2 separate regions of the Homo sapiens genome follow, and region 2 is linked to region 1. The links are chromatin loops, found by intact Hi-C in ENCODE. Cell type or tissue: PC-3. All regions are shown on one strand. Links, peaks and the distances in the headings refer to the core of each region. The heading gives the core; the rest is flanking DNA.

Evidence for each region. Hi-C counts contacts between places; a loop is a spot of excess contacts. Peaks named below come from ENCODE experiments on the same cell type or tissue, not always from the same donor. Only the 100,000 strongest peaks of a DNase experiment are listed, where the experiment ranks them.
Region 2: it touches region 1 in a loop (23-fold over the local background); 2 of 110 quality-filtered maps call a loop at or near these places.

What each region holds. Positions count from the first base shown.
Region 1 is chr4:41,274,009-41,290,024 of GRCh38, reverse strand. No RefSeq gene overlaps it. Among named protein-coding and RNA genes, the nearest start is that of UCHL1, 25 kb to the right of the region's middle. RefSeq lists an enhancer at 1,369-1,869. In PC-3, for the core only: a CTCF peak has its summit at 8,803 (motif pointing left); a DNase peak (open chromatin) is centred at 8,784.
Region 2 is chr4:41,807,237-41,823,252 of GRCh38, reverse strand. No RefSeq gene overlaps it. Among named protein-coding and RNA genes, the nearest start is that of PHOX2B, 67 kb to the right of the region's middle. In PC-3, for the core only: a CTCF peak has its summit at 8,513 (motif pointing right); no DNase peak of the experiment used is centred there; H3K27me3 peaks cover 712 bases.

The sequences.
Region 1 (16,016 bases), core at 7,765-10,264:
AATATATATTTAAAAATTGTTTAATAAAATATATAGAATTTTTAATATATATATTTATAAATCTCGTCTTTTTTTTTTTTTTTTTTTTTGAGACAGAGTCTTACTCTATCACCCAGGCTGGAGTGCAGTGGTGTGATCTCGGCTCACTCCAACCTCCACCTCTGGATTCAAGTGATTCTCATGCCTTAGCTTCCCAAGTTGCTGGGGTTACAGGTGTGCACCACCACACCCAGCTAATTTTTGTATTTTTATTAGAGGTGGGGTTTCACCATGTTGGCCAGACTGGTCTCGATATCCCAACCTCAGGTGATCCACCCACCTTGGCCTCCCAAAGTGCTGGGATTACAGGTGTGAGCCATTGCACCTGGCCTAAAAACCAAGTCTTGAAATATGTTCCTTGAGAATCCATAGGGGCCATCAGGGAATTCAGCTTTAGGGACTCTCATGCCTGAGTAGGGCCACTGCCACGTATGGCAGCTCAGCCAGTAACCACTGATAGCCATCTTTTCCGCTCCCTTCTCCACTGACACTACCAGGTAGTGGTGGAGGAGGAGGGCCATCCTCTACATAGGCCACCTGCCTAGGTGGACACCATCAGAACACCAGACTTTGCTCTATGCATCCTAAGTTCTTATATAAGGAGTCAGTGAGACAGAAACTAGAATGTCAGTAACTCGCCCTTAGGAATTTACCCTAGTGAAATTAAAACTGATCCACATAAATACATGCATATGAATGTTCAGAGCAGTATTATTCACGATAGCTCAAAACTGGAAACAACCCAGATGTCCATGAACTGATGAATGGGTAAATAGGATATGGTATTTTTATGCAACGGAATACTATTCAGCAGCAAAAAAGAAAGAACTAAGACACATGCTACAGCACAAATGAACTTGTGCTAAGTGAAAGAAGCCAAATACAAAAGATTCTATTTGTATAATTCCATTTATATGAAATGTCCAGAAAAGGCATATTTACAGAGATAGAAAGCAGATCAGTGGTTGTCTGGGGCTGGCAGTGGGATCAGGGATTAACTGTAAACAGACATGAGAGAACTTTTAGGGATGATGGAAATGTTCTAAAACCGGATTTGCAGTAATGGTTTAACAACTCTATTCATAAAAATAATAAATTATATACTTACAACAGTTAAATTTTTATGGTATGTAGATTATACCGTAATAAAGCTGATAGCAGCAGGAAACAAATTCCTAGGCAGACAGGGACAGGACCCCGGTGAAACCCGACCTTCAAGTCAAAGACAGCATGAAGCTGGAAAACCAAACTGCCAGTTCTGGGTGGAGTCCACGACCACAGTGAGAACTTCCTTCATGCCTTTTAGCCAATCGAATGGTGCTTTTTCCAGGCCAAATCATGGACCAATTAGCACACACTCTCCTATTCTGAGCCCACAGAAAACCCCGGACTCAGCCCCACAGACCACTACCCACTTTCAGCCCCGTCTCACACAGAGGGCTGCTCGTTTCAGGGTCCCTCTCATTGTCAAGAGCTTTTCTTTCGCTCAATAAAATTTTATCTGCCTTGCTCACTCTCTGATGTCTGCATACCTCATTCCTCTTGGTCACGGGACAAGAACCTGGAACCTGCTGAATGGAGGGTGCGAAAAGAGCTGTAACATACATTCCTGCTCGCAGAGCTACCGGAGTGAAAAAACCACTTGACACCACACACCCCCATTCACTGAGCTGCGGGCAGCAGGACCGAACAAGCTGTGACACTTCCTGGGGGCTCAGACCTTGGGACTCCCCAACCAAAAGCTGTAACACCCCTTGGGGGCTCTGCAGTTGCTGGCATCTCCGAGTTTTTGGGTACCACCACATCTCCCTTGTCCAGACGCCGGCACCCAAGGCAGAAGCTGGTCACCGCACGCCTTAACCAGCCACAGGCTGGGCACAGAGCCACAGCAGGCGTGCGATCTGGGCCAGTAGCATGAGCAGAGCGCAGCCTGCTGAGCAGAGTGGGTGAGGTGAGCCCAGCAGGCCCATGTGAAGCCCCAGCAGAGGAACTGCTGACGGTGGAGATTTTTGTCTGGCAAAGTGGCACCAAAAGAATCCTGTGTCAAAGCGATTAAGAAAATGGGGGAGATATATAATCAGAGGGAAAGATTAGGAAGAAAATTAATGTACAATGCATGCTGATTTCAAAAGTTTGAGAAATCCAGAGTATATTGTAAGGCAAAAAAGAAGGAAATGCTATAAATATTTGAAGGCCCCTTTTGTGATTGGGTAAACAATATCAGAAGACAGTCTGGGGGCAAATTCATGAAATAAGTCAATTGCACAAATAATAGTAAACTTATGGCCTCTATACTGGCACCACATGTCTTTACAAAAAGGGGCATGGGTCCATAGCATCCCACGGAAGCAAATATAGGCACATGAAGTAGAAAAACTAAGCCTGGTCTCTGAGCCAACTGTTGTTCTTTATTTCAAAGATGATTTTATGGGCTTTAAATTTTAAAATAATAATTATCATAAAGCTCTCAAATGTGGCTTTCGTGTTTCCAAAAGGAACAAAAAAGAGAGCCTTCCAGAGTGAACTGACTCTGTTGGTGGCATTTCTGGTGGCTGATGCCTGCAAAGGGCGGTGGGGGGTGGGAGAACACAGAAAAAAATAGTCCCAGAGGGAAGTAGGCAATGGGTCATACCTGAGGGCCTGGGATTCTTTCCTGCACACAAAATGTGAAGTATTTCAGTCCCATGCATGCTGAAGAACATTTTTTCATTGTTTTCATACAGATTAGATTTATGTGACCTTCTGCAGCAATGAGTAAAACATGCGGATCAGATTTCAATAAATAGTTAAGGTTACACATTACTTTTCCTGTTTAGGTTTCACCAGCACAGTGCCTCATGATGAAAAGCATAAGCAGAGGTTATAAATGAGGTAAACATAGGCTGTGGGCTGAACCAGAGAACCCAGATGACCTTCAACATCCTCAGGGAGGATCTAGAATCAGGGAGTGTGGTCAGTTTTTGGAATTTCAGTGTATGCTTTTCACCCTCATATTCAGAGAGATAGAGAGGGCAAGGAACTGAGAAGAATCAATATGACTTCTTCCCAGTCCAACCATGAGGGTCAGTGGTAGGGACAGAGAATGGGTGGTTGACAGAGGGCAACAAGGGGGATGCCCAGTGTTTTAGTGAACACATTGCATTGCCTTATTAAATTATGTGTGAGACCAGGTACAGTGACTCAAACCTGCAGTCCCAGCACTTTGGGAAGCCAAGGTGGGAAGATTGCTTGAGGCCAGAAGTTCGAGAACAGCCTGGACAATACAGGGAGACCCTGTCTCTTAAAAAAAAATAAATAAAATTAAATTATGTGTGAGTTTTCTGTTGCTGCATAACAAATTACCACAAACTTAGAGGCTTAAATCAACACTCCTTCATTAGAGCATAATTCTGCAGGTTAGAAGTCTAGCACAGAGTGACTGGGTTCTCTTCTTAGAAACTTAAAAGTTGAAATTAAGGAGTTGGCTGGGCTATGTCCCTTTCTAAAGCTCTGGGGGAAGAATCAGTTTCCAGGCTTATATGGGACAGTTGGTCAAGTTCAAGTCCTTGCGGTTGTAGAACTTACATCCTCATTTCCTTGCTGATGGTCAGTTGCAGACCAGTCTTAGCCCCTCAAGGCTGCCAGTCGTTCCCTTGCCAGAAAGAGCCCAGTCCTTTTTAAGGACTGGGTCAGGCCAACTGAGTATAATCTCTCTATCTTAATGTCCATTTATTTGGAGCCTTAATTACACCTGCAAAATCCCTTCAGTGCAGCATCTAGATTAGTGTCGGATTAAATACCTGGGAGAAGGTGTCTGTGCACCAGGGGCTGGGAATCTTGGGGACCATTTTAGAATTCTGCCAAGCACAGATTAGTTATTAAAGATTCTCCAGTCTAGCTAAGTGGTCCTTAGGGGTGGTAGTGCCAACCCCTAAGGGCTGTTTTGGAAATGTGTGGGCAAATATTTTGTTGTTGTAATCATAGTAGGGTAGGTCCCACTGGCATTTAGTGTTCAGGGCCCGAGTCACCAGAAGGCAGTCTCATACAATGAGGAATTTGTGCTGCGTCTTACACAGCTTTTGAATGTCCCCATGGGGACTCTTGTAGATGAAAAATCTGTGTATAATTTTCTGATCCTATATATAAAATATTTTTCACAGAGTTTTTGCACTGAAGTTTTCATAAGTGCAATTATGGGGTAAATCAAGGGCAGAATGTAATATAATTGTGTTTGGAATTTTGCCAAGATGGTTCACCATTTTGGAAACTTCCCATGGCCAATAATGAGCTGCTGTGACCCCTGATTACATCAGCTGTGTGTCTGTTCCTCTCTCAGGGATCTCATGTTTACATACAAGCCTCTCCCTACTTTATGCATCTTATGGAGTAATAACTGAGCGTTTACAGGTTGAAAAAAATACATATTTTGTGTCTTTAAATTGATTTGTAAACATTATATGTGTAGGTAGGTTATATTAGCTATGAATTTTATTTTAGGAGAGTAAAGGGGGCATTACAAATTTCTTAAAAGAAGCAGCTGTGGGGCTGGCAGACTTGAGAGTCAAAGGTCAACTAACAGCGTGCACTTGCTGAAGCTGGAACTGGCCAAGAGGTGAACGGTGGGCCCTGCTGCTCAGGAGTCAGGCAAGGTGAGGACGGGAAGGCATAAAAGCAGCTTAGGAATAAAGCACCAGGCAATCTGACTACACAGAACTTTGGGATAATCTACGGCAGCTGAGCAGTCCTTTGAGCTCAGCCGAAGGAACATCAAAGTCCTTTTGCTCAAGCCAATCAAACAACCCAGGTAGAGCATTTGGGGCCTGGGCAAATGATTATGTGGCTGCCCTTTCTCTGGAGGAGTGAAGGATTTCTGATGAGGATGGTGAGCCCCTGACGTAGATCCCAAAGTCACCCCTAATCACCAACCCCCAAGCATGTATTTTTTGAAGCAACTGTTGTACGACTCCCATGTACCTAAAATTGTTTTGTGTTATTTAATATAAAATATATCCAATCATATGTAAGTTAGCATGAGGTGAATTTGTGCTACTAGGTTGTTTTGAGGGTGAACTTCTGCTATGGGCTGAATTATATCCCCTTGAAATTCATCAACTGAAGCCCTAAGCCCCAGTGTGATGGTATTTGGAGATGGGGCCTTTGGGGTGATTAAGTTTAGATGACATCATGAGGGTGGGGCCATCGTGGTGGCATTAGCGCCTTTATGGGAAGAGACACCAAAGGACTTTCTCTCTCTTTCTGTCCACTGCAGGCACCAAAGAAAGAGCATGTGAGGGTATATTGAGAAGGTTGCTGTCTGTAGTGTAAGGAGAGGGCCCTAACCAGATACTGACCCTGCTGTCACCTTGGACTGTATTTCATAACAAAAAATGTAATACTGTTATAAAAAGAATAATTACATTAAATTATAATATTGTATATTAGTATCATAGAGTATAACAGCAGTTACAAACGATGAGAGTAATGGCCATGGAGACACATGGAAACTTATGAAAGGAGAACAATATTCTTCATATAGCTTATATTAATTATGTAAAAACTGTAGGCAGCAAAACAAACATTCAAAGCTACAGGAGAGGAGGCCGGGCATGGTGGCTCATGCCTGTAATCCCAGCACTTTGGGAGGCCGAGGCAGGTGGATCACTTGAGGTCAGGAGTTCGAGACCAGCCTGACCAACATAGTGAAACTCCATCTCTACTAAAAATACAAAATTAGCCAGGCATGGTGGCGGGTGCCTGTAATCCCAGCTACCTGGGAGGCTGAGGCAGGAAAATCACTTGAATCCAAGAGGCAGAGGTTGCAATGAGCCACGATCTTGTCATTGCACTCTAGCCTGGGCAACAAGAATGAAACTCTGTCTCAAAAAAAAAAAAAAAACAAAAAAAAAGATACAGGAGAGGCAGGGAGTATCTCTGGCTCAGTACTTGGCTTTAGTCTAATAATTCTCAAACTTTTTGGGTCTCAGGAAACCCTTTATCTCTTCAAGATTATTGAGGACCTCAATATGTTATGTCTATTGATATATGTCATCTTAGCAATCAAAGCTGAGAATAATTGAAATCTTTATTAATTAACTTTAACATAAAAATTGTAAACATGGGGCCAGGTCTGGTGGCTCACGCCTGTAATCCCAGCACTTTTAAGAGACCAAAGCGGTTGGATCGCTTGAACCCAGGAGTTCGAGACCAGCAAGGGCAATATAGCAAAACCCCATCTCCATAAAAAAAATACACGAATTAGCTGGGCATGGTGGCTTGAGTCTGTAGTCCCAGCTATTTGGGAGGCTGAGGTGGGAGGATCACTTGAGCCTGGGAAGTTGAGATTGCAATGAGCCGTGATCATGCCACTCCCTCCAGTCCGGGCAACACAGTGAAACCCTGTCTCGAAAAAAAAAAAAGTTATAAATATGGTAACAACACATTTTTTACAAAAAAGAACTACATTTTTTTACAATTAAAAAAATAGAAGAATGGCATTGTTTTACATTTTTCCATCTAAAGTGAAGTACTGGCTTAATAGTGACATCTGATTCACCTATCTACTTCTACATTCAAGAGTGAAAAAGATACATAATGTCTTAGGATCATTATGGAAATAGTTTTGACATCACAGACTCTGTATAAGGTCTCAGGGAGCCCCATGGGTCCCCAGGCCATACTTTAAGAAAGACTGGTTGTGATAAGTGACACTATCAGGACGCTGAATCGTTTATAAACTCCTTTTGAACTTATATGCCCCCCACTCTTTTTTTGTGAGACAGAGTCTCACTCTGTTGCCCAGGCTGGAGTTCAGTGGTGTGATCATGGCTCACTGCAGCCTCAAACTCCCGAACTCAAGTGAGCCTCCTGCCTCAGCCTCCTAAGTAGCTGGGACTACAGCTGCACACCACCATACCCAGATAGTGTTTCATTTTTTGTAGAGATAGGGGTCTCACTATGTTGCCCGGGCTGGCCTTGAACTCCTGGGCTCAAGGGTTCCTCTGGCCTTGGCCTCCCAAAGTGCTGGAATTACAGGTGTGAGCCACCACACCCAACCATATGGCCCCTTCCTTATAGGACTCTTAGACTAACAGAAACAATAATATTAAAATATTTAAGTTAGTTTAAAGCGGATTTAATGTATTCAAGCCATAATCCCCTCTATTAGCATAGATAATTAAGTTGCTTATGGAAAATTAACACTATGTTGTTAAAATTAAGTTTCTCATAAAACCTGTTTTGGTCCTCAGCTTGGTGGTTCATAAATAATGCACTTCTTTGAAGCACTCGCATTTGAGCTTTACTAGAACTAGGGATTCAAAAATAACCCAATGGCTGAATAGAAAAGCAGAGAGGATTCATGTATAAGACAAAGGATTGAGTCACATTTAAACTCTTAAAAAATCTTTCCAGGTTCTGAGTCTAGAAGAAAAACACTGCTACTTCCCACATGTCTTTCAGCAGTTCTGATCCTTATCTCATCACCTCTTTCTTTTGAAAGCACCCATTAAAAAGATTATCAGCTCTATTGTAAGAACCCCAAAAAAGCACTAAAAGGGAAACAAATGTGTATTACAATGAAACAAATTACATTAAGTAAAAAAATATAGATCATAGAAAAACTCCTAAATTGAGGATCTGTTCCCAACCCAAACGTGCCACATCTAATTGCCATTGTTGGAATTATGACCACAAGGGAATGGGATTAATTAGGATTTACGTATGCAAATGGGTATTTATCTCTTAAAATTGTTACCCTGGAAAATAATAACTATTATTTCATTGCTGCTACTATCTTCTCAAAAAAAAAAAAAAGAACATTTTCAAAGCTTGTGGTACATAATAGGATATGAGACTTTAGTAGAATTCAAGCCTACCTAATTCTTTTATTTTAAAATATAATTGAGGCTGGATACAGTGGCTCACGCCTATAATCCCAGCACTTTGGGAGGCTGAGGTGGGCGGATCACTTGAGGTCAGGAGTTTTAGACCATCCTGGCCAACATAGTAAAACCCTGTCTCTACTAAAAATACTTAAAATTAGCTGGGTGTGGCGGCACACACCTGTAATCCCAGCTACTTGTGTGGCTGTGGCAGGAAAATTGCTTGAACCCAGGAGGTGGAGGCTGAAGTAGGCCAAGATCACGCCACTGCACTTCAGCCTGGGCAACATAGTGAGACTCCATCTCAAAACAAAAAACAAACAAACAAAAAATATATATATACACACACACACACATTTGAGACCAAAAAAAGAAAAGAGAATTGATTAATGTAACCCAACTAATTAATGTCAATGTTGGAACCAGATTCAGTTTTCTTGATGGAAAAGTCAAACTGGTTTATATTAAACCCTTATGTTAAGATAGATTTGAAAGCAAGGTTTTACTAGAAGTAGAACTGATAATATAATTGATTACATAAAATCAATTATATTTGGGATAATATCTAACTCGACGTAAGCAGAAGAGACATTCATTATAGTGAACTTGTGAAATTATTACTGCTTCTCTCTTTCATTTTACTTTCATGAAAAAATAAATAGAACCTACCCAAAAATATGAATGGACCAACAAGCAATTCACAGGGCCAGCTTTAGCCAATCTGTAGCTGGACAAATTCATCCAGTCTGAAACACGGCGCTAAAATAAAGAATGATATGGGATATGCTATCAAACTGCTCCATCTTGCCTAAGAAGGGCAGTCACCAACTGCTCCTGGTATTAAGATTTCTGGCTCATCCTACCAGCTACAATAGTGCCATAAGTTTTCCTATGCTGCCACCTACTGGATATAGTGCACATAGCCTTGAATACATCATCTGCCTTCCCGTATTAGTCGGTGTGCTTGGGTGTGAAATGGGTTAATTCAAGATATTAGCCGCTCAGTTTGGATTTAAACATCCAAATGCTGGACATTTAAAGGTTGTTTATTTTGATGACTAGAGATACCTTATGTCAACCAAAGCAAAAACCTATTGATCTGTTTTTAAAATACTTCTTGTCCTTAGAAAATTAGCTTTTAAATTTTAAATTATATCATTCCCTTTTAAAAATTGGTAACCTCAAGAGGGTAAATACACTTATATTCTTCATGCTTTAATGTAAGGCAAAATGCATTCGTCTCACTGCAATGAACAAGGCATTGATGGTTTGGGCACTATGGTTTAAGATAACTTTTAGGAAAACTTCTTTTAGAAATAGGGCATTACCGCGGGGCGCGGTGGCTCACACCTGTAATCCCAGCACTTTGGGATGACGAGACGGGCGGATCACGAGGTCAGGAGATCGAGACCATCCTGGCTTACACGGTGAAAAAATACAAAAAATTAGCCGGGTTTGGTGGCAGGCGCCTATAGTCCCAGCTACTCGGGAGGCCGAGACGGGAGAATGGCGTGAACCCAGGAGGCGGAGCTTGCAGTGAGCCGAGATGTGCCACTGCACTCCAGCCTGGGCGACAGAGCGAGACTCCGTCTCAAAAAAAAAAAAAGAAAGAAAAAGAAAAAGAAAAGAAAGAAAGAAATAGGGCATTACCCTCAGGGAATGAGGTCTAGTATGGCATTGAGCAGAAAAGGGCACTTTGTACCTTGGGATTAAGACTGGAGAAAAAGGAGTTTTAATGTATCCCCGCCGAACTCCCCTCTATTAGCATAGATAAAGAAAGGAGCTAAGTGGTGATAAAAAGTAAAAACAATAACACTTGATACATTCCAGGCACATCCCCAAGAACTTCACAATGTTCTCATGTGCTGCTCACAACAATCCTATGAGGCGGATACTGACCTCACTCTACAGATGAGGACATCGAGGCTTAGGGAGTTCATCGGCCAAGGCACCCAGCTGGTAAGGGGTGGAGCTGGTTGTATAGCCCAAGCTGTCAACCAGAGCTGTGCCGCCTGGAAGGCGGAAGGTGGAAGGATTGTTGAGCCCAGGAATTTGAGGTTACAGTAAACTGTGACCGTGCCACTGCACTCCAGTGTGGGTGACAGTGAGAACCTGTCTCTGAAAATTAAAAAATTTTTAAAAACAAATAAAGTAGCCCTATAATGGAGCCTGATAAGTGTTGGCTGTGTCCCCACCCAAATCTCATCTTGAATTGTAGCTCCCGTAATTCTCACATGTCATGGGAGGGACCCAGTGGGAGGTAATTGAATCATGGGGGTGGATCTTTCCTGTGCTGTTCTTGTGACAGTGAATAAGTCTCACGAGATCTGATGGTTTTGTAAAGGGGAGTTCCGCTGCACATGTCCTCTTGCCTGCTGCCATCCACGTAAGATGTGACTTGGCTTCTCCTTTGCCTTCTGCCATGATTGTGAGGCCTCCACAGCCATGTGGAACTGTGATTCAATTAAACCTCTTTCCTTTATTAATTACCCAGTCTCAGGTATATCTTTATTAGCAGGATGAGAACGGACTAATACAGAGCCTGTTGAAAAACGTCTTAGAAGACAGGCAACTAAATCTGTAAGTTGCACTGACTTCAGTTATAAATTAAAGAAACATGGAAGTAAGCTAGAATTAACCAGCAGGAGTTTATGGCAGAATTCTGTCTTAGGGGAAAAACTTAAGCTTTTTTATTATAAAAAATAATGTAATTTTAGAAAGCTTATAAAATTAGAATATAAAGTTAAATCACCCATAATCTTAACACCCAGACACAGGTGTAGAACCATGTTTTTGAGAATAAAAATACAATAATATCCTATTGTTGCAAATTTTACAAGGACACACAAGCCAGACTATTAGAAGGGGCCATTAAAGTGTGGAGCTATAAAGGTTAAACTTCATTCCTTTTAAGTTAGGTCTGTCCCTGCCCCCGGAAGAATTATTAAATACTATGGACTCTTAGAGCCAATTGGCTTGGGTTAGAATCTCAGGAACATCAGTTATTAACCTAACGACCTTAGGCAAGTTGCTTAAGCTTCGCCATGCCTTAGTTTTCTATCTGCAAAATGGGAATAATACCAACATCATGTGATGACTAAGTAGAACATGTAAGGCAGTTAAGATATAGTAAGCACTTATCTGTTATAGTCCTGTCTCTTCTAAACACATACGTATACACATTTTACAGATCTCACTAGTTTCATATATGAACATTTTTCCATGTTCATGGGTGTTTAAGTCAGTCCAAGTATTGTACTGTATAGATGTATAACTTAGACTAAGACATTTGAGGTGTCAGTTTAAAAAGGGAGATACGGTCGGGCACAGTGGCTCATGCCTGTAATCCCAGCACTTTGGGAGGCCAAGGCAGGTGGGTCACCTGAGGTCAGGAGTTCGAGACCAGCCTGGCCAACATGGTGAAACTCTGTCTCTACTAAAAATACAAAAATTAGCTGGGCATTGTGGCAGGCACCTGTAATCCCAGCTACACGGGAGCCTGAGGCAGGAGAATTGCTTGAAGCCGGGAGGCGGAGATTGTGGTGAGCCCAGATCGCACCATTGCACTCCAGCCTGGGCGTCAAGAGTGAAACTCCATCTCTAAATAAATAAATAAATAGGGAGATACTTAACATCAGATGGCTTTGGCTGTGGAAAGCACTACAAAGTCAACTTCATCACCAAAGACTAGTAACATTTTAGGGAATAAGTCAATTATACACAGACTATTGGCAAATCTGAGGTGTCAAATAAGAGGGCTTGTTGGAGAAGCAAGGTCCTCTGAGTCTCACAACCCCAGGAAGCACTCTGCCTTAACATGGAATACAAAGTGGACGGTACCCCCTGAGGTTGTGTGTTGCTGAGGGCCCAGGGAAAGGAGAAGAGACTATGGTATTAGATGCCACCTTCTAGAGGCCAGGCCCTTCCCAGACATCTTCACTGTGTCTATTTCAACATGAAACAAGGAAGATGTGGTAGAGCATAATTCCTTTGCCCAAAGTTACTGAGGTAGAAGCAGAGGTCAAAGACAGGTTTGATGAACCCTAAAGCCTATGATATTGACTACCAGTAGGATAGCTGCCTTTAGGTCCTGATATGGTTTGGCTCTGTGTCCCCACCCAAACCTCATCTTGAATTGTACTCCCATGATTCCCATGTGTTGTGGGAGGGACCCAGTGGAAGATAATTGAATCACAGGGGCAGTTTCCCCCATACTGTTCTTGTGGTAGTGAATAAGTCTCACAAGATCTGGTTTTATAAGGGGTTTCTGCTTTTGCTTCTTCCTCAGTCTCTCTTGCCTGCCACCATGTAAAAAGTGCCTTTCACCTTCAACCATGATTGTGAGACCTCGCCAGCCACATGGAACTGTGAGTCCATTAAACCTATTTTTCTTCCCAGTCTCAGGTATGTCTTTATCAGCAGCGTGAAAATGCACTAATACAGGTCCATAGCCTAAGTCCTGGTTTCCCTAGTGACTAGCTACAAGAACATGGGCACGTAACCTAATCTCTGTGCATTTCTTTAGTGAAACCAAAATTTATCTGCACCTCTGGGGTGGCAATCACCCACATACATGATCTATTGCATAACCTTCCATGGGGTGGCACACTAAGTTACGTTGGATTTTGAGAGCATTTAAATAAATACACTTCTCATATATGAAGTATAAAGTCCTCCAGCTATGTTTAGTGGTATAATTTACATTTCGAAGGCCAAAAACAATCTTTGTACCAGCGCTTATATGCAGGAAGGAGCCCTTTGTTCCTTTCCCCTAAGTCAACCTTCGAGATGATTGTATAGAAGTCATGCACCAAGTTAGAATTTAAAATTTAAAGGCAAGTAGAACCACCTGAATCACTGTGTATTTAGTTTTTACATTAATAGGATGTCAACAGAAGGGATCACTTTCTTTCAAGGAACCAAAATGTCCTTCATATAAAAGTTGAGGCCAGGTGTGGTGGCTCACGTCTGTAATCCCAGCACTTTGGGAGGCTGAGGTGGGCGGATCACTTGAGGTCAGTAGTTTGAGACCAGCCTAGTCAACACAGCAAAACCCCTGTCTACTAAAAATACAAAAAAAAAAGAAAAAAAATTAGCCAGGCGTGGTGGCAGGTGCCTGTAATCCCAGCTACTCAGGAGGCTGAGGCAGGAGAATTGCTTGAACCCAGGAGATGGAGTTTTCAGTGAGCCAAGATAGCAACACTGCACTCCAGCCTGGGTGACAGAGTGAGACACTATCTCAAAAAAAAAAAAAAAAAAAAAAAAGTTGGAATCGGGCCAGGTGTGGTGGCTCATGCCAGTAATCCTAGAACTTTGGGAGGCTGAGGCACGTGGATCACTTGAGCTCACGAGTTCAAGACTGGCCTGGGCAACAGGGCAAAACCTGTCTCTACTAAAAATACAAAATTAGCTGGGTGTGGTGGCACGTGCCTGTAGTCCCAGCTACTAGCAGGGGCTGAAGTGGGAGAATCACTTGAGCCCGGGATTTGGAGGTCGCAGTGAGCCGAGATCTCACCACTGCACTCCAGCAGGAGTGACAGAGTGAGAACCTGTCTCAAAAAAAAAAGTTGGGGATGGCCAAATAGGAACAGCTCCAGTCTACAGCTCCCAGCATGAGCGATGCCAAAGACGGGTGATTTCTGCATTTCCAACTGAGGTACCAGGTTCATCTCACTGGGGAGTGCCAGACAGTGGGTGCAGGTCAGTGGGTGCAGCGCACTGTGTGTGAGCCGAAGCAGGGCGAGGCATTGCCTCACCCAGGAAGTGCAAGGGGTCAGGGAATTCCCTTTCCTAGTCAAAGAAAGGGGTGACAGACGGCACCTGGAAAATCGGGTCACTCCCACCCTAACACTGCGCTTTTCCAATGGGCTTAATAAAGGGCACACCAGGAGATTATATCCTGCACCTGGCTCGGAGGGTCCTACACCCACGGAGCCTCGCTCATTGCTAGCACAGCAGTCTGAGATCAAACTGCAAGGCGGCAGCGAGGCTGGGGGAGGGGCACCCGCCATTGCCATGGCTTGAGTAGGTAAAAAAAGCGGCCGGGAAGCTCGAACTGGGTGGAGCCCACCACAGCTCAAGGAGGCCTGCCTGCCTCTGTAGCCTCCACCTCTGGGGGCACGGCACAGACAAACAAAAGGCAGCAGTAACCTCTGCAGACTTAAATGTCCCTGTCTGATAGCTTTGAAGAGAGTAGTGGTTCTCCCAGCACGCAGCTTGAGATCTGAGAACGGGCAGACTGCCTCCTCAAGTGGGTCCCTGACCCCCGAGTAGCCTAACTGGGAGGCACCCCCCAGTAGGGGCAGACTGACACCTCACACGGCTGGGTACTCCTCTGAGACAAAACTTCCAGAGGAATGATCAGGCAGCAGCATTTGCAGTTCACCAATATCCGCGGTTCTGCAGCCACTGCTGCTGATACCCAGGCAAACAGGGTCTGGAGTGGACCTCCAGCAAACTCCAACAGACCTGCAGCTGAGGGTCCTGACTATTAGAATGAAAACTAACAAACAGAAAGGACATCCACACCAAAACCCCATCTGTACGTCACCATCATCAAAGACCAAAGGTAGATAATACCACAAAGATGGGGAAAAAACAGAGCAGAAAAACCGGAAACTCTAAAAATCAGAGCGCCTCTCCTCCTCCAAAGGAACGCAGCTCCTCACCAGCAACAGAACAAAGCTGGACGGAGAATGACCTTGATGAGTTGAGAGAAGAAGGCTTCAGAAGATCAAACTACTCCAAGCTAAAGGAGGAAGTTCGAACCAATGGCAAAGAAGTTAAAAACCTTGAAAAAAATTAGACAAATGGCTAACTAGAATAACCAATACGGAGAAGTCCTTAAAGAACCTGATGGAGCTGAAAACCACAGCACGAGAACTACGTGACGAATGCACAAGCCTCAGTAGCCGATGCGATCAACTGGAAGAAAGGGTACCAGCGATGGAAGATGAAATGAATGAAATGAAACAAGAAGAGAAGTTTAGAGAAAAAAGAATAAAAAGAAATGAACAAAGCCTCCAAGAAACATGGGACTATGTGAAAAGACCAAATCTAGTTCTGATTGGTGTATCTGAAAGTGACGGGGAGAATGGAACCAAGTTGGAATACACTCTGCAGGATATTATCCAGGAGAACTTCCCCAATCTAGCAAGGCAGGCCAATACTCAAATTCAGGAAATTCAGAGAACGCCACAACGATACTCCTCGAGAAGAGCAATTCCAAGACACATAATTGTCAGATTCACCAAAGTTAAAATGAAGGAAAAAATGTTAAGGGCAGCCAGAGAGAAAGGTTGGGTTACCCACAAAGGGAAGCCCATCGGACTAACAGCTGATCTCTCAGCAGAAACTCTACAAGCCAGAAGAGAGTGGGGGCCAATATCCAACAGTCTTAAAGAAAACAATTTTCAACCCAGAATTTCATATCCAGCCAAACTAAGCTTCATAAGTGAAGGAGAAATAAAATACTTTACAGACAAGCAAATGCTGAGAGATTTTGTCACCACCAGGCCTGCCCTAAAAGAGCTCCTGAAGGAAGCACTAAACATGGAAAGGAACAACCAGTACCAGCCACTGCAAAAACCTGCCAAATTGTAAAGACCATCAAGGCTAGGAAGAAACTGCATCAACTAACAAGCAAAATAACCAGCTAACATCATAATGACAGGATCAAACTCACACATAACAATATTAATCTTAAATGTAAATGGGCTAAATGCTCCAATGAAAAGACACAGACTGGCAAATTGGATAAAGAGTCAAGACCCATCAGTGTGCTGTATTCAGGAAACCCATCTCACGTGCAGAGACACACATAGGCTCAAAATAAAGGGATGGAGGAAGATCTACTAAGCAAATAGAAAACAAAAAAAGGCAGGGGTTGCAATCCTAGTCTCAGATAAAACAGACTTTAAACCAACAAAGATCAAAAGAGACAAAGAAGGCCATTACATAATGGTAAAGGGATCAATTCAACAAGAAGAGCTAACTATCCTAAATATATATGCAACCAATATAGGAGCACCCAGATTCATAAAGCAAGTCCTTCATGACCTACAAAGAGACTTAGACTCCCAAACAATAATAATGGGAGATTTTAACACCCCACTGTCA
Region 2 (16,016 bases), core at 6,979-9,478, 530 kb before region 1:
ACTCAATAATCCTTTTTTCCTCCTTACCTTCAGAACATCCCCACATAATCAATGTAAATCATATTTACAAGGCAGGTTTTGTTGTTGTTGATTATTTTGCTTCTCAATATCTGGAATATAATTGAGATAAGATGTGGGTCACTGAATAAAAGGCCTGAGACTTCTATTTTTCCTTCAACTGACAGTCCCTTGATCTATTTAAATTTATCAATAATAGATTAAGCACATTGCCATTTTACATATTTTCTACAACCTCAAATCAGTTTGAAACATAAAAAAAACCCACACAACTATATTTGTGTTTGTATTTCTTTCAAATAGTATGAATTTGATAGGTTAGCATTCCTTGAGTTCTGATGGGGGGAAATTGCATTTAATTGATCTGATAAAAACAAAGAAAGTGGAGTTGAAAAGCTAAATAAAGAGTTTGCTTCTCTTTTAAGGCAAGAAGACTGGAAGTTATATCAACAGTTGTATTTTTCAGTCCATTTGGTTTCTCTTTCTCCCTCCCTGACCCCAGTTTAATTGATTTTTGAGTTAAATAATTCAGCTTCTCTCCCTTTGTAATGGGCTGTATTTGGGGAGATGAAGACAAACTGCTTAGACCTTGAAAAACACATGGGCTCCTCGGTTAGATGGCATCTGCGAGGACTCAGAACTCCCTCCACATTCTATAGGGAAAAAACAGAGCCAGGTGCATTTCTTCCCAAATCAAATTAGCTGCAAGATGCCACATCCAATTGTAGCAAATTGATGTGAGAGTTGGTGATGTCTGCAGCAGCTCTTACAGCAAAGGTCACCACTCAGAGACACAGACACCAGGCGGGGTGCAGCAACTTGTGGTAAAGCCACTCTGACAATAGCAGGGAAGACGTAAAATGCAATCAGCTTTTTGAAAATTGCAAGAGAATCCAGTTGTAGTATGTATTCTAATTGGATTTACCGTGCCATCATTTACCTCTTTAAGGATGTTAACATAACATTATGCTTAATTGAAAAAATGGGTAGTTAACTATTCAGAAGAGACTCTCCAGCCCCCCTTATAAGCCACAGTCTAATCAGGCACAAAATATAGGATGCCCTAATCATATCGCCAGACAGTTTTCAAATTTCTTAAATAAAATTTACTTATTCACCACTGAAGATTAACTAAAAATGTTGACATGTGACAAATTTGCCTATCTTGATAGTTGTTTTTAAAAATCTCCCCTGACATTAACAAGTTTACATCATGCATTATGACATTTAATTAGTTATTTTTTATTTAATTAGCATGGTAAGGCATCTAAAGCAATCCAAATGTTTTCTGCAATGCCCAAACAGGAGGCAGCAGTTCCATACATTGTATGAGACCAGGCAAGTGTCTGTTCAGATCACCTACCAGACAGTCTATTTACATTTTTGGTTCTATCTAGCAGGCTGCTCTAGGAGAGAAAGGGGAATATCTGAAGGTTTCAACAAACGATTTCAGGACCTTTGTCAAAATCTATCTATAAAAAGCACATAGGTTGCCAAGCCAACTTAACCCAAGATACGTCTCTGCTTGAAAGTTAAAATGCAGCTATCTGCTGCACCAGTTAGGCTTGTAATATAGCTGTATGTATGAAATAATGAATGGATAAATCAGTACGGTATCTTGGAAGGATCATTTTTGTGCAGTTGAAATTCTTTCTTCTCACAACTTTCTTCTATACTTCTCTTCTTCTCACATACTTTTTCTCATAACTACTGATGATTTTCAGGGCACTGAGGCTGTGCTAGAAATTCAAGTCTTGAAGATATTGAACATTATTGAGCACTTATTTTGTGCCAGGCATCATGCTAAGAGTTCTGGCATTTAGTCCCTCCCCAAACACTAGAAGGCAGGAGCCCTTATCACTCCCACTCATTAGATCATAAAACTGAGGCTCAGAGGGTTACTAACAGCTGGCAAATAAGTGGCAAAGTTAGGGGTCAAACCCAGTCTCAGGTCCCCTTGGCCACAGGGCAGATTTGTACTTGTGGGCAACGGGGTTGGCTTCAGCCCTGCTCAAATCTTGGCTGCTCTATTCTGAATCCAAAGCCTCAGCACTTAACCAGTCCAGATCTCAGCCTAACTCTGCTGTGGTTCATGGCAGCTGGTCCTACTCTTTTAAAAAATATATTAATTCTAAGCAATTCAAAACACTATGAATTATCCATAGTTAAAAGTACCAAACAAACAAACAAAAAACAAAACAAAACCAAACCCAAAACCCAAAAGCAACCCACTACGATTTGGTAGATTTTTTTTTTAACACCAAACTTTTGTTTCAATTTTAGAGTGTAAATTCTGCTTCCCTTACACTGTAGCCTGGTAATAAAACCAAGTCATCTATCTCACCCTATTTTGCCTAGCTGTAAGGTTTCATTTTAAATGCTATTATAAACTTGAGAGATGCCTCCAAATGCAATTACCTTTTTTTCTGTATAGACATAAGTTAGTTCAACTTTTTTTTAACTCCAGTAAGGAAAAGAATGACCTTTGTTTTATGCAAGGGAGTAAACTAAGATGTCCACAGTAAGGGGATCAGTGGTAGGAAAGGAATCAGAAACCTATGCCCCACTTTCACCTTGACCACACAAAAACCTCAGGGGAGATCTTTAAAAACATCCATGCAAATCTGTTTCGGATTTGGATTGCTTTACTCGAAAGTGAGACAAATATAACTTTAAAGCATTTTACTTAAATATTCCAAAGGACATGAACCCCACATATTGGTGGTTACTCCAACTACTTCAACCTCTTCCCCCTACAAATAGGGAATGCAGATATAGGTTTTATGCTAAAATAGCAGAGCTCTAAGTGCATTAAGAAAATCATTTCAATATAGCTTTTACTAATGCAGGCTATTTTTCAAATGAAACAAGGCAGCTACAATAGTTGAGGCGCCACAGATTGAATAAATATTACTTAACCAATTACCAATTATCCATGCTAATGAAGGATGAGGCAGAGCCTGATAAATTAAAACCCCAAATAAACTGAATGTTAGTTTAACCAGTGACTCTCTCCCTTTTGCAAGAATGTCTGAGGAATAGCTATGAAATGACTGATCTGAAATTTACTTCCTCCCCCTTCTTCCACCTTCCCACCCTCTGACTGTGGCTCTGATGGGCAGGAAAACGGTCAAAGGGCAGACAGCTGGAGGAAACTCAAAGAAAGTAGAGGGAACCCACAGAGTGGAGAATATGCCCCTGGATAAATGAGAGTTGATTGGATACACAATGGCTCCCTATTGTCCACTCCACATTTTGGATAAGAGGCCAAAGCTGAGCCTGACATAAGTCACTCTTCCCTGGACCTTCCTCTCTTGGCCAGCTGTGTGCATTCATAGGTGACAGCCATGTTCGGCACATTCCTTGCTTCACTTCTCTGTCCTTCTGAGTCACTGGGGATTGAGCTAGAAAACTCTGGCCATACCAGAGGTCTGATCCTTGCCATTTTGCGCAACCTCAGCCTAGGTCAAAGACTGGACAGGACTGAAGGAGGCTGCAGAGAAATATTTGCTAGTGATTTGATGCCAGGAGCTTCCAGCTGCAGCCTTTCACGGGGCTCCTGACTTCCATGATGTCTTCCTTTCTTCCATCACTCTTGCCCTACATTTCCCTACTCCACTCCATTAATGCTCTAGTATTCCTTCTTGATGCCCCCATCACTTGCCTTATCTCTACTTTGTTGGTGGCCTCACTCACCTCAGCATCATTAACATCTGCATGTGACTAGAATAATAGCTGACTATCTGATGCTCCATGGGTCCCCTGGCCCAGGGCTGACATAAAGCTAGCATGCAACTGTGTAGTTATATCATTTTCTAAAATATCTGAGCCCCCAGAGTGCACCCCTGCTAACCTGGCCTTCTGAATTCAACCCTTAAGATCCCCCCCCACCACCCCCTGCTAGCCTCTGGAGCTCCCCATGTTCTAGCAATTAAAGGCTTAAACGTGGACACTGCAGAGGATCTCCAGGAATCTATTCCAGCTGGCATCCAGTTGACATCCATTCTATTTGGTGGTGCCCTTACCGTGACCCATCAGAAAGATATTCTGCCTCATCATCCCATAGCCACGGGACTCAGAGATACCCCAGGAACCTACAAGACCAAGTGTTTATAGGTACTGGTAAGGGAATAAGTATAAAATGTTAAATATTTAGTCATTTGCAGACTGGGAGTTGCTTTCAGGTACCATGACCTGGACTCTGACTGGTCTATGGTCCAGTATAACTTGGAGAAAAGATATCTATTGACTTTGGAGTTCCAAAATGGTTTGTAGATCCATGCTTTTGTACATGCTCCTTTATCAGAATGCCCTTCCCAACCATGCCCATCTGGCAAACAGGCAAACAGCCACTGATCTTCTAAGACTCTGCTCATGTATCACCTCTTTTGTGCAGGCTTCTCTGATGACCCTTGTCTATTCAAGGAATCACACTGGTTCCCACAGAGATTGTATTTTTCTCTATTAGAGCACTATTGCCTTATGTTGCAGCCATTTGTTAACCTATCTCTCTTCCCACTAAATCAGCAGTGGAAGACTGGCATGCTGGAAGCACCGGGGGGTTTTAAGATATGGCCAATAATAGGGTCTCATCCTCAGAGGTTCTGATTTAATTGGCAAGAGGTGAGACCTGAGCATTGAGATATTTAATACCTCCCAGGTGACTAAGGGACCCAGTTTGAGTTCCACTACACTAGATTATGAGCTACTTGAATGTAGTTATTGTGCCTCATTCATCTGTATAATCTCTGCATAGGGCTCAGAGCATGGCATACAGTAGGCGCTCACTGAATGACTGCATGTCTGTATTATTAATTGGCCTTGACTGAAAAGATCAGTGAGGGCCCTATGACAGAGACTGTCAACTCTTCCCCAACAATCATTCTCTCTTCTATGGAGAAGTGGTAGAAATTTTAGCTCCAGGTGTAGTGCTGCTTAGGAGAAAGACCACATTTCCCAGCTTTCCTTGTAGCTAGGAGAGGCCAAGAGAATATTATGGTTAATAGGATGTGAGCAGAAATAGTGTGTGTAATTTTGACATTATGCTCTTAAAAAGAATCATCATACCCTTCTCTGCTCCCTTTTCTCATTCTCTGCAGACTGATATGCCAAACTATTTTATATTTTACTATCACAAAGCCAGATGCCTGAGCCACTAACACTAGCAAAGCATGTACTAACTCCACTCCAGCCTGGTAGCCAACTCTGTTGCTTCACAGAAACAGCACTCACTTGGGTCACTGATGGCTCCCCATCACTCTTAGGCTAACAGCCAAAATCCGTGGCCTGGACCACAAGGTCTTACCTCATCAGGCCATGTCTGCCTCTCCAAACTCATCCTGCCCTCTACTCCTTTTGGTCTTTCTGCCCTGGTCTCAGCTGGCCTTCTCTTGGTTCCCCAAATGAGTTTTGCTCTCTTCCATCACAAGGTCATTAGAGGATCTGTTCCCTGTCTCTGGAATGATCTTGCCCCACATTTTCACCGGACTGACTCTAGCTCATCCTGCTGTCCTCTCAGCTGAGCAACTCTCAGCTTAGCTCAGGTTTCCCCCTCTTTCTGATTAAGCAACCCCCCATATTTACATCTTAAAACTCTGCCTTTATCAAAGATGTTTGCCACTGACTTCCCAGTGCCTGGCAGAGTCTAGCACAAAGTGGATGCTCAATAAATATTTGTTGAATGAACAGATGAATAAATGAGTAAACCCAGGAGGATAATCTTTTCCTTCAACTGAAGACCAGGCAGAGGCAGGGGAGATGGAACGCATATGGTTAAAAGATTAAGAGAGGAAGGACTTTGTTTCCTAACAGTCTTCCGGAGAGCATCCTCCAACCATGATCTGGCTGGAGGAAAGTTAGCCAAGTGTGATCTCACTAGCCTAAGCCCCAAATTAAGTTGTTCTTGGCACTGTAGCCACCAGATCACAAATAGGTGGACTGGCTCTGCTCTGCGTAGCAGCCTTTCTTCTTTGTGCTATGATGAATGGGAGAGCACTAATACTTTTTCCTCTCTTGTTTGCAGGCTCATCTGCTTAAAAGCCCCTGGCCTGAGCTCCCCTGAAAGAGTCATGAGTTCTTACCCAACACGATTCCTCTTGCCTGGAATTGCTTCCTCCTGCCCGCTTTCAAAGTATCCACACCTATACTCTCTTCAAGGCCTGAGCTTGCTCTATCTCTTTCAGGAAGATTTGATGAGCTTCCCTAACTTGCAGTACCCTTCCTCCATTCCAGAACTTCAGGAGTTTTGTCGGGAGCATTCACTAGGCCCTCATGATAAGTGTCTAACAACATTATTTATTTTTATGTAACAACACTATCTCTTCAAATAGGATGTGCATTCATTCAGGACAGAAGTATGAATCTTTTATTCTTAGATCCCAACACAAGCGGTGCTGCCTAGTAAGCTTTGGTGAAGCATGAAGTGTTTAAGATGATGACGACATGAGGAAGCATATACTCCCTCTCACAAGACTATTGTCAAGTTGCTCGTCTGTAATCCTGCACCCCAGAATGAGGGTAAAAATAGAGTGCACATGGGTCTAAAGAAAATATTTCACTCTAAGATCAAAAGTCAAGTTGCTTCCAGCACATGATACCATGAGGTTCCTAATTTACTCCCAGCCAGATTAAAACAGCTGAGATCTGTCTGAGTGTGGTGGCTCATGCCTATAATCCCAGCACTTTTGGAGGCTGAGGTGGGCAGATCACCTGACATCAGGAGTTCAAGGCCAGCTTGGCTAACATGGTGAAACCCCGTCTCTACAAAAATACAAAAATTAGCCAGGCATGATGGCAGGTGCCTGTAATCCCAGCTACTCTGGAGGCTGAGGCGGGAGAATAGCTTGAACCTGGGAGGCGGAGGTTGCAGTGAGCCGAGATTGTGCCATTGCACTCCAGCCTTAGCGACAAGAGCAAGACTCCTTCTCAAAACAAATACAAAACAAACAAACAAACAAAAAAACCAGCTGAGATCTGAATCTCAAAATTGTCCAGGGCAATGGAAATTCTAAGTGAATTGAACTTCAGTTGTAGTGGAAGAAAAGAAATTTACCAGTTAAGTTAAGAGAGCATTAATCTCAGGTGCTATATATTTATTATGTTCTTCCGAGGCATCACAGCTCCTACATCTGACTACTTGATTTATTAATTAGAGAGACACTTGTGGCTTCTTTCTGAGAAAATATCAAAGCACATACGCTGGTATGTTCGTTTGCTTTTGTCAGTCCACTCACTCATCCACCCATCCATTCACCTATCCATCCATCTACCTATCCATCCATCCACTTATCCTTCCTTCCATTCCTTCAGCCTTCCAGCCAGCAAAGATATATTGCAAGTTTCCCATGTGCTAGGCACTATGCTAGGCATGTGATATAAGGACAGGTATTTAGTAACCACGTTAACCAAAATAATGGCTGTTTCTTTTGAAGGTTTACCATGTATTAGATACATACTTTGTGGTATTTAATCCTTACAACAACCCTAAACGTACAGGACTGTTGTATGCCTCATCTGATATCTTCTTGACTCATCTTTTTAGTCTAGCTGTTGCCATGACAACCAGTTTCCTCCAGGTATAAGTTGGCAGTACCTTGTTTCAGCTATACCACTTATCTCTCGCTTTCTGCCCTGGGGTTTCACTGCTTCTGCCAAGGATTTTACCTGTGGGAAATTGCTCAACTATTCTGATGTGTGCTCAAGCTTGAAAGTGTGGGGAAGCTGCTCACGGGACCCATGGAAGATGAGTGATGGTGGATAAATGCTCCCATCCTCTATCCCTCAAAAGGACAACTCAGAGGTCATCTACACAGCTCCTCAGAGGGTACCAGCAAGGTTGAGCTCCAGCTGCCCAGAAAGGCTAGCTCAATAATGTACGCTTATATTGACTTTCCCTCCATTTCCGTCTAACTGTTCCTAGTTCCACCCTCCTGTTTCCTGGGACCACTTCCCCCACGCCCCAACTACTTGCATGCACGTCCTTGGTCTCCAGCCTGCTCAGGGGGAGTGGGGACGGGGGAACTCAGACAAAAACAATTCATATCCAGATTTTGAATAGGACATCTATTTTCATTTACAGTTAAATAGTAAAATATAAAAATAATATTTTAATACATATATAACTCACGGTTAGGGAATGTAGTAGACTGAATGGCAGCCCCTAAAATGTCAGGTTCAAACAACTGGAATTTGTAAGTGTTATCTTATTTGGGAAAAGAGTCTTTGCAGAGGTGAGTAAGCTAAGGATTTTGCGATGGGGAGATTTTCCTGGATTATCCAGATGGGCCCTAAATGCTGTCACATACATCCTCTGATAAGATTCATGTGACGAGGCAGAGGGCGATTCGATACACATGGAATAGGAGAAGGCAATGTGACCACAGAGGCAAAGACTGGAGTGAGGCAGTCGGGTGGAAGAATGTCCGCAGCCATCCGAAACTGGAAGAGGCAGGGAGAGAATTCTCTCCTGGAGCCTCCAGAGGGAGCACGGCCCTGCCGAGACCTTCGTTTCAGCCGACTCACACTGATTTCCAACTCCTTGTCTCCAGAATTGTGAGAGAAGACATTTTTGTCATTTTAAGCCACCAAGCTTGTGGTACTTTGTTACAGCAGCTACAGAAAACTAATACAAGTCAACTGGGGCACACAGGAGTCAATTTGCCCAAGACCTTAACAAGCAGTAATTGGTGGAGCCAGGATTCAAACTTAGGTCTGTCTGATTCTGGCACCCAAATTGTTAATACTCTGTTTTCTCTCCAAAGAAGGCAAGATTTGTACTCTGGAGAGTAGATAGATGTCTATACAAGGAATCATAGCTCATATTAGTAAGGACAGTAATGGAAGGACGTGGGTGTCTGAAAGTTGGGCGCAAGGAAGGCTTCCCTGGGAAGATGTAATCACTGAGTGCAGTAAGAAACCCTGTGTGACATGGATGCTGCACTAAGCGACACACTGGATTCCCATCAGCCAATTTCAACCCACTCATTTCTTTTGTTAACTTCTGATGCCAGCTCAAAGCCACATCCCCACCAGGTCAATCCAAAATGTTTGTCTCAGTTCTCCCACACTGTTACCCAGGGTGGACTGAGGTAATTCTCCTCAGTTCTGGAGAATTCTCTAGGTCCCAACTAAAGTAAGACATTCTGACTCCAAAGGCCCGGAAGGAATTTATTGTGGACTCAAGAATTCCTTGAAGGGACACCCTCCATCAAAATACAGGGCCCGCCAAATGAAGCTGGGGACCCAGTGGAAGTATGTGAGGCTCCATTCTGGAATGGCAGATGAAGGACAACAGAAAGGAGGGACTGTGCACAGGAACAAGCCAGGAGTTTTGCTGGGTGTTATGGTTTGAAAGTTTGTGTCCCCTGCAAAATTCGTGTTCAAACTGAATATCCAATGCAATAGTATTAAGAAGTGGGGCCTTTAGGGGATGAATTAGGGGGTGAATCAGGTCTTGAGGGCTTCTTCCTCATAAATAGGATTAAGGCTTCCCACAGGGTTCATCCCTTTTGCTCTTTGACCCTTCCTCCACATGAGGATGGAGAACAAGGCGCCATCTTGGAAGTAGAGAGATGGGGCCCTCACCAGACACTGAATCTGCTGGTGGCTTAGTCTTGGACTTTCCAGCCCTCAGAACTGTGAGAAAAAAAATTCTGTTTCTTACGAATTACCCAGTCTATGGGTAATTTGTTATATGATATTTTGTTACAGCAGCACAAAAAGGACTGAGATAGTGGGTTTGTGTGTTGCAGATGTTAATTCCCTAACCACACTGTCTCTAATTTGGTCACTAAGCCACAGTAAAGCCATAAAAAATCCCATATATTACCACTTAGCATTAAATGTTTCACTCCTCCAATACTTCTGGAGCCACTTCCTCCTCTCTCCCAACAGTTTAACCCTGGATAAATTCCTTGAGTGATATTATGTGATAGGCTTGCCTGATCATTCTTGGGTACTGGGTTGGCCCTTCTGCTCTTTTATTCCATAAAATGTATCAAGCACCTTCTGTCAAGCACTGGGTAAAGTTTTGGGAATACAGAGATGACAGATACAATCCCTGGCCTCAGAGAGTTCACAGTCTAGGTGCAGAGACAGACGAATATACAACACTTACAAAATAATACTAAAGTCATGCTGTGGTAATATGGGAGAAGATGCCCAGCTTCATATAGAGAGCAAGGGTGTGGAAGGAAGGCAGAAGGAAGTGTGTGCAAGAATGAGAACAAGAGAGTGAGAGCAAGTGAGAGAACAATTGGGTAATTGGTAGGCAGTTCGTGTGGTTGGAGCTCAGGGTATGTGTGCATGCAGCTGGGAAGGTAAACATGAGAACCTCGTATGCCATGATGAAGTTAGACTTTATTATGAATGTAATGGTGAGTCATTGAAGGATTTTAAGTCAGAGAACTGACATGATCAGATTTACCTTTTAAATGATCGCTGTGGCATCATTGTGCAGAATGTATTGCAGTGAGGCCTGACTGGAGACAGAGAGGCCAGTTAGGGAGCTATGGCAGTGATCCAGGTAAGAGATGATGAAATGGGGATGAAAATAGGGGACAGATGCAAGAGCAATTTAGGATATAGAATCAGCAGGAGCTGGCCACAGATGGGCCCTGGGGGCTGATGGAGAAGGAGTTGAGGATGACTTCTAGATTTCCAGCTTGTGCAAGTTGGTGAATGGGTAAGAAAGTTTGAGGGAGAATAAGAAGGGGGAAAGAATGAATTGAGCTGGGGATAGTCCAAGTTTGAGAATATTTCCTATCACATAAGTGGAGATGTTTGGTAGGCAGGTAATTTGGAAATCAGTTCTAGACCCTCTTCTCTTCCCAGTCAATATTCTTTCCTTGGGTAGTCTCATACACTTACATGCTTCAGCTACCACCTAATTGCCGATAACTCCAAAGTCTTTAAATTCTGTCTCGACCTCTCTTCTGAGCTCTAGCTTCCTGGACCTAACAATCACCAATTAGGTATTTCTTTTATTTATTTATTTACTTATTTCTTTTTTAATTAGAGTCAAGTTGTTGCTTTGTCACCCAGGCTGGAGTGCAGTGGCATAATCATAGCTCACTTCAGCCTTAAACTCCTCGACTCAAGCAATCCTCCCAAGTAGCTGGGACTACAGGGAAATGCCACCACAGCCAGCTAACTTTTTTTTTTTTAATGAGGTTTTGCTACATTGCCCAGACCTCAAACTATCCTGCTGCCTTGGCCTCCCAAAGTGCTGGGATTACGGGTGTGAGCCACTGTGACCAGTCTAGGTATTTCCTTTTGGATATCCTATCACAGAGGTCAAATGACTGCATCTCATTACCAGGTTAATCCCTCTAAAGTTGTACTGTCCAGTACAGTAGCCACTAATAACATGTGGCTACTAGGTACTTGAAATGTGGCTAGTCCAGCAAAAAAGAAAAAGAGAGAGAGAGAGAATACAAGCCACAAACTGAGAGAAAATCTTGCAAAGAAATATCTGATTTAAAAACTGTTATACAAAATATACAAAGAGCCCTTAAAACTCAACAGTGAGAAAACAAACAATCCGATTAAAAAAATGGGTCAAAAACCTTCACAGACATCCCACCAACGACGATATACAGATGGTGATATGGTTTGGCTCTGTGTCCCCACCCAAATCTCATCTTGAATTGTACTCCCATAATTCCCACCTATTGTGGCAGGGATCCAGTGGGAGGTAATTGAATCATGGGAGTGGTTTCCCTTATACTGTTCTTGTCGTAGTGAATAAGTCTCACGAGATCTCATGGTTTGATAAGGGGAAACCCGTTTGGTGTGGCTCTCATTCTCTCTCTTGCTGCCACCATATGAGACGTGTCTTTCACCTTCTGCCATGATTGTGAGGCCTCTCCGGCCACGTGGAACTGTAAGTCCAATAAACCTCTGTCTTTTGTAAATTGCCCAGCCTTGGGTATGTCTTTGTCAGCAGCATGAAAATGGACTAATACAGATGGCAAATATGTATATGAAAAGGTGCTCCACATCCTAGATTACCAGGGAGATGCAAATGAAACACACCAAAATCCAGAACACTGACAACACCAAATGCTGGTGAGGATGCAGAGTAACAGGAGCTCTCATTGGTTGCTGATAGGAATAAAAAATGGAACAGCCACTTGGGAAGACAGTTGGATAGTTTCTCACAAAACTAAACATTCTCTTATTATACCATCTAGCAATTGTGCTCTATGGTATTGTACCAAATGAGTTTGAAGCTATGTCCACATAAAAACCTGCACAAAGATGTTTATAGCAGCTTTATTCATAATTGCCCAAACTGGGAAGCAACCAAGATGTCCTTCAGTAGGTAGATGGATAAATAAACTGTGGCACATTCAGATAGTAGAATATTATTCAGCACTAAAAAGAAATGAGCTATAAAGATTGAAAAGATATAGAGGAATCTTAAATTCATACTATTAAATAAAAAAGTCAATTGGAAAGATTGCTACTATATGATTTCAATATAGGACATTCTGGAAAAAAGCAAAACTATGGAGATAGTAGAAGATTAGCTGTTGCCATGGATTATAGGGGAGAGAGGGATGAAGAGGTGGAATGCAGGATTTTTATAGCAGTGAAACTACTCTGATTGTTATGGTGAATAAATATCAATATACATCTGTCAAAATCTATAGACTGTTCAATACCAAGAGTGAACCCTAATGTAAACTATGGACTTTGGGTGATAACTATGTGTCAGTGTGGCTTCATCAGTGGTAACAAATGCTCCGCTGTAGTGCTGTGCGTGGAGGGGCATATGCAGACTCTCTGTACCTTCTGCTCAATTTTGCTGTGAATTGAAAATTATTCTAAAAAATAAAATCTATTTTTTTAAAATGTGGCTAGTCCAAATTGAGATGTGCTATCACTATAAATCCTGAATTTCTAAGACTTGTGTGAAGAAAAAGATATAAATATCTTATTAATTTTTTATATTGATTACATGATGAGAAGATAATAGTTGGTGTATATCAAGTAAAATATATTATTAAAATGTATTTTTCGCTTGTTTTAAAAAGTATGGCTACTAGAACATTTAAGTGGTATGTTGACTAGCCTTCCAATTCTATTGGACAGTGTTGGCAGACTCTAAACAAACCAGCATCAGAAATCAGGTCTCCTGGTGTCTAATCCAGGATGAATCCAAGGAAATGCAAATGGAGCACACCATTTAGGAAACATACTTGAAATACCTACTCTGTAATGAATAAGCTAGAGATGGTTCCTGCCCTTGGAAATCTTACAATCTTTTTCTGTGTTATCATTGAGATCAGTATAAGAAACATCTTTGAAAAACACAAAGCACCTTAACAATATAAAGAATATTATGACTACAATTTCCAGCTAGAAAAAACACATGCTCTTATCTTCAGAGTTAGATACAGTAGGGATTTCTACCTTGTGTAGGTAGAAAACTAAGCAATAATTGTGACCAACTAAGTGACTTTGAAATGACACTGAAGTTATCCAGAGGTTAAACAGAACTATGAAGTCAGTGTATCTAGCAAAAGAAGTTCATGTTGGGAATACCAGAATGGTACAAAAACCAAGAGTGCTGCAGAGAGAGCTTTGCATATAGACGGATCTTTGCCTAAGTAGTAAAAAGAGATGTTGGATTTTAGTCAACTTTCCCTTAGCCAGTGCTGATGGGAAATCATGGCAGAACCAGGTAGGGCAGAAAAAATAGCAAACAAGGCCTTGAGGGAAGTGTAAATCACGCCTCATTGGCAGGAAATGGCAGCAGCAGCAGCATAACAGAAGGCATGGTCCAGGCAAGAGGCAGGCCCATTTGAACGAAGCCTCTGGAAGAGCCAAGGATGTAAGGGGCAGGTGACCAAGAGCCCTGGTTTCCAGATGGATAGGAGGCTGGAGCAAAGTGGAGCCCAGGACCAAGCTTTACAGTGTCTCAGCAATTGCTTTCTCAGGGATCATGTCGCCTGGAAGGAGGTCTCCCAGGACTTGGCTGCTTATTTCACAGGTGAAGGGGAAACAGTAGTAGGAAGGGCAGAATCAGGTGCTGGCCAAACTCCTGCCATGGGCCAGTCCCTGGGCTACCCATGGGAGCCCAAAGGGAATAACATGGCCTCTCTCCCCAGTGAGAAATTCCCTACTGGGAGGAGATCCCATTTATTTGGCAGAGTTTCTCCCAACAGTGGAAGCAGACTGTAAAATGATTAGTTTTAAAAGTACATTGTATTATTTAAAAACCAATTTTGATAAAATTGTCCAAACTTTTTGTACAGTTCTGTAAAACTGGGTTGTTAGAAGAAATAAATCTAAGAGAACATTTTGTACTTCAAAGCAAAACAAAAAAAGGAACAAGAGGAAAATTCCCATTTTGCCACAGTAGGCATGGTTTTTTACTTGCTCATTTCCCCCAAATTCAGGTACGTGCCCCATGCTACTCTCTGACAGGATCAGCTCCTATTATTGAGAACTCCAAGTGACTTAAACATTTTTTTTTTATATTTGAGGAAATTATTGCATTGAATGCCACCTGAAATATGGGAGCCATTAGACTGGGTTAGACATATTTTTTTTTACTCATTTGACAACTGTTTCCTGGGCTTCAACTATGTGATAGGCACAGTGCTGGGCCCTGGGGATACACTGGAGAAGACAAAATCCATGCTCTGAGGATCTTCCATTCTAAGCAAATCAGCATGGAGTGTCGTCAGGTGTTTCAGTGGCAGGATAAGAGTAGACAATGGCGGGATAGGGTAGGGTGCTATTTTTGAGAAGATAGTCAGAGAAAGCCTCTTTGGTAAATGACATTTGAGGAGATAAAGTTCATAAGTGTTAGGGGATGAAGAAGCAATCCAAGAAAATATCTAGGGGAGGAGTGCTCCAGGCAGAGAGATCAGCAAATGTGGAGGTAGGGGCAATTCTTGACGTTGACTGTATTTGCTGAAGTGAATTTTGCCTCTATAAACATGGCTGTCTATATATTCTTTAGAAAATTTACCACGTTTGGGGTTTTTGATATAGGTAGAAGTTTGGAGGATGGTTGGTAAAAGGTGGAGAGAGGTTCTTGAGGAATGGAAGGAAGGCTCAAGGGAATCATGAGGTGAGATCTTTAAATGGCTCTGTATTTCATAGTCTCATTCTTAGGGTGTGTCTACATAAAAGTTTCTTAACCTAGGTGCTGTTGACATTTGGGGCAGATAATTCACTGTTTGGGGGCGGGGTGGGGAAGTAGTCATGTGCATTGTAGGATGTTTAGCGAAATTCTTGATCTCTCCCTACTTGGTACCAGTAGCACCTGCCCATTCGTAGCAACTCAGGGTTTTTCCAGACATTGCCAAATGTTTCAATATTTAATTTAAGTTTGATTGGGAGGAAGCTGGGTGTGTATTGAGCAGCAAAGTGCCAAGTGCTTTCCATGTATTAGCTTACTTAATCCTCATAACAATCTGTTGAAGGAGGTGTCATAAGTCTGATTTTACATATGGGGAAACGGAGGCTTCTATAGATTGAGTGACTTGTCAAAGGCCATACAGCTAGTGAGCAACAAAGCCAGGATTCAAATCCAAGTTTGATTCCAAAGACCATCTTTTGCTCTTGATCTGTACTGTCCAATATGGTAACACTAGCCATATGTGGGTGCTTAAATTTAAGTTAATTAAAATTAAATAAAATTAAAAATTCAGTTGTGCTAGCCACATTTGAACAGTTCGGCAACGACATGTGACTGGTGACTAATGTATTGGACAGTGCAAATCTAGCACATTTCCGTCATTGCAGAAAGTTCCACTGGACACCACTGCTCTAGACTAATTGGCCCAGGAGGAGGTGGAGGCATGAGATAAGTGAGTAGACATGGCCTTAACCTTCATGGCTGGAATTCAAGCATCAGGACTAAATGTAGTTCCCTTGTCCTTTCCTTACTGCCAACCACATGGGTCCTCCCTGTCCCCAACTCCCCAGCCACCTCCTTGGATAGTTCCTACTTAGCACCCACTACATTCTGAAGCCTCTGC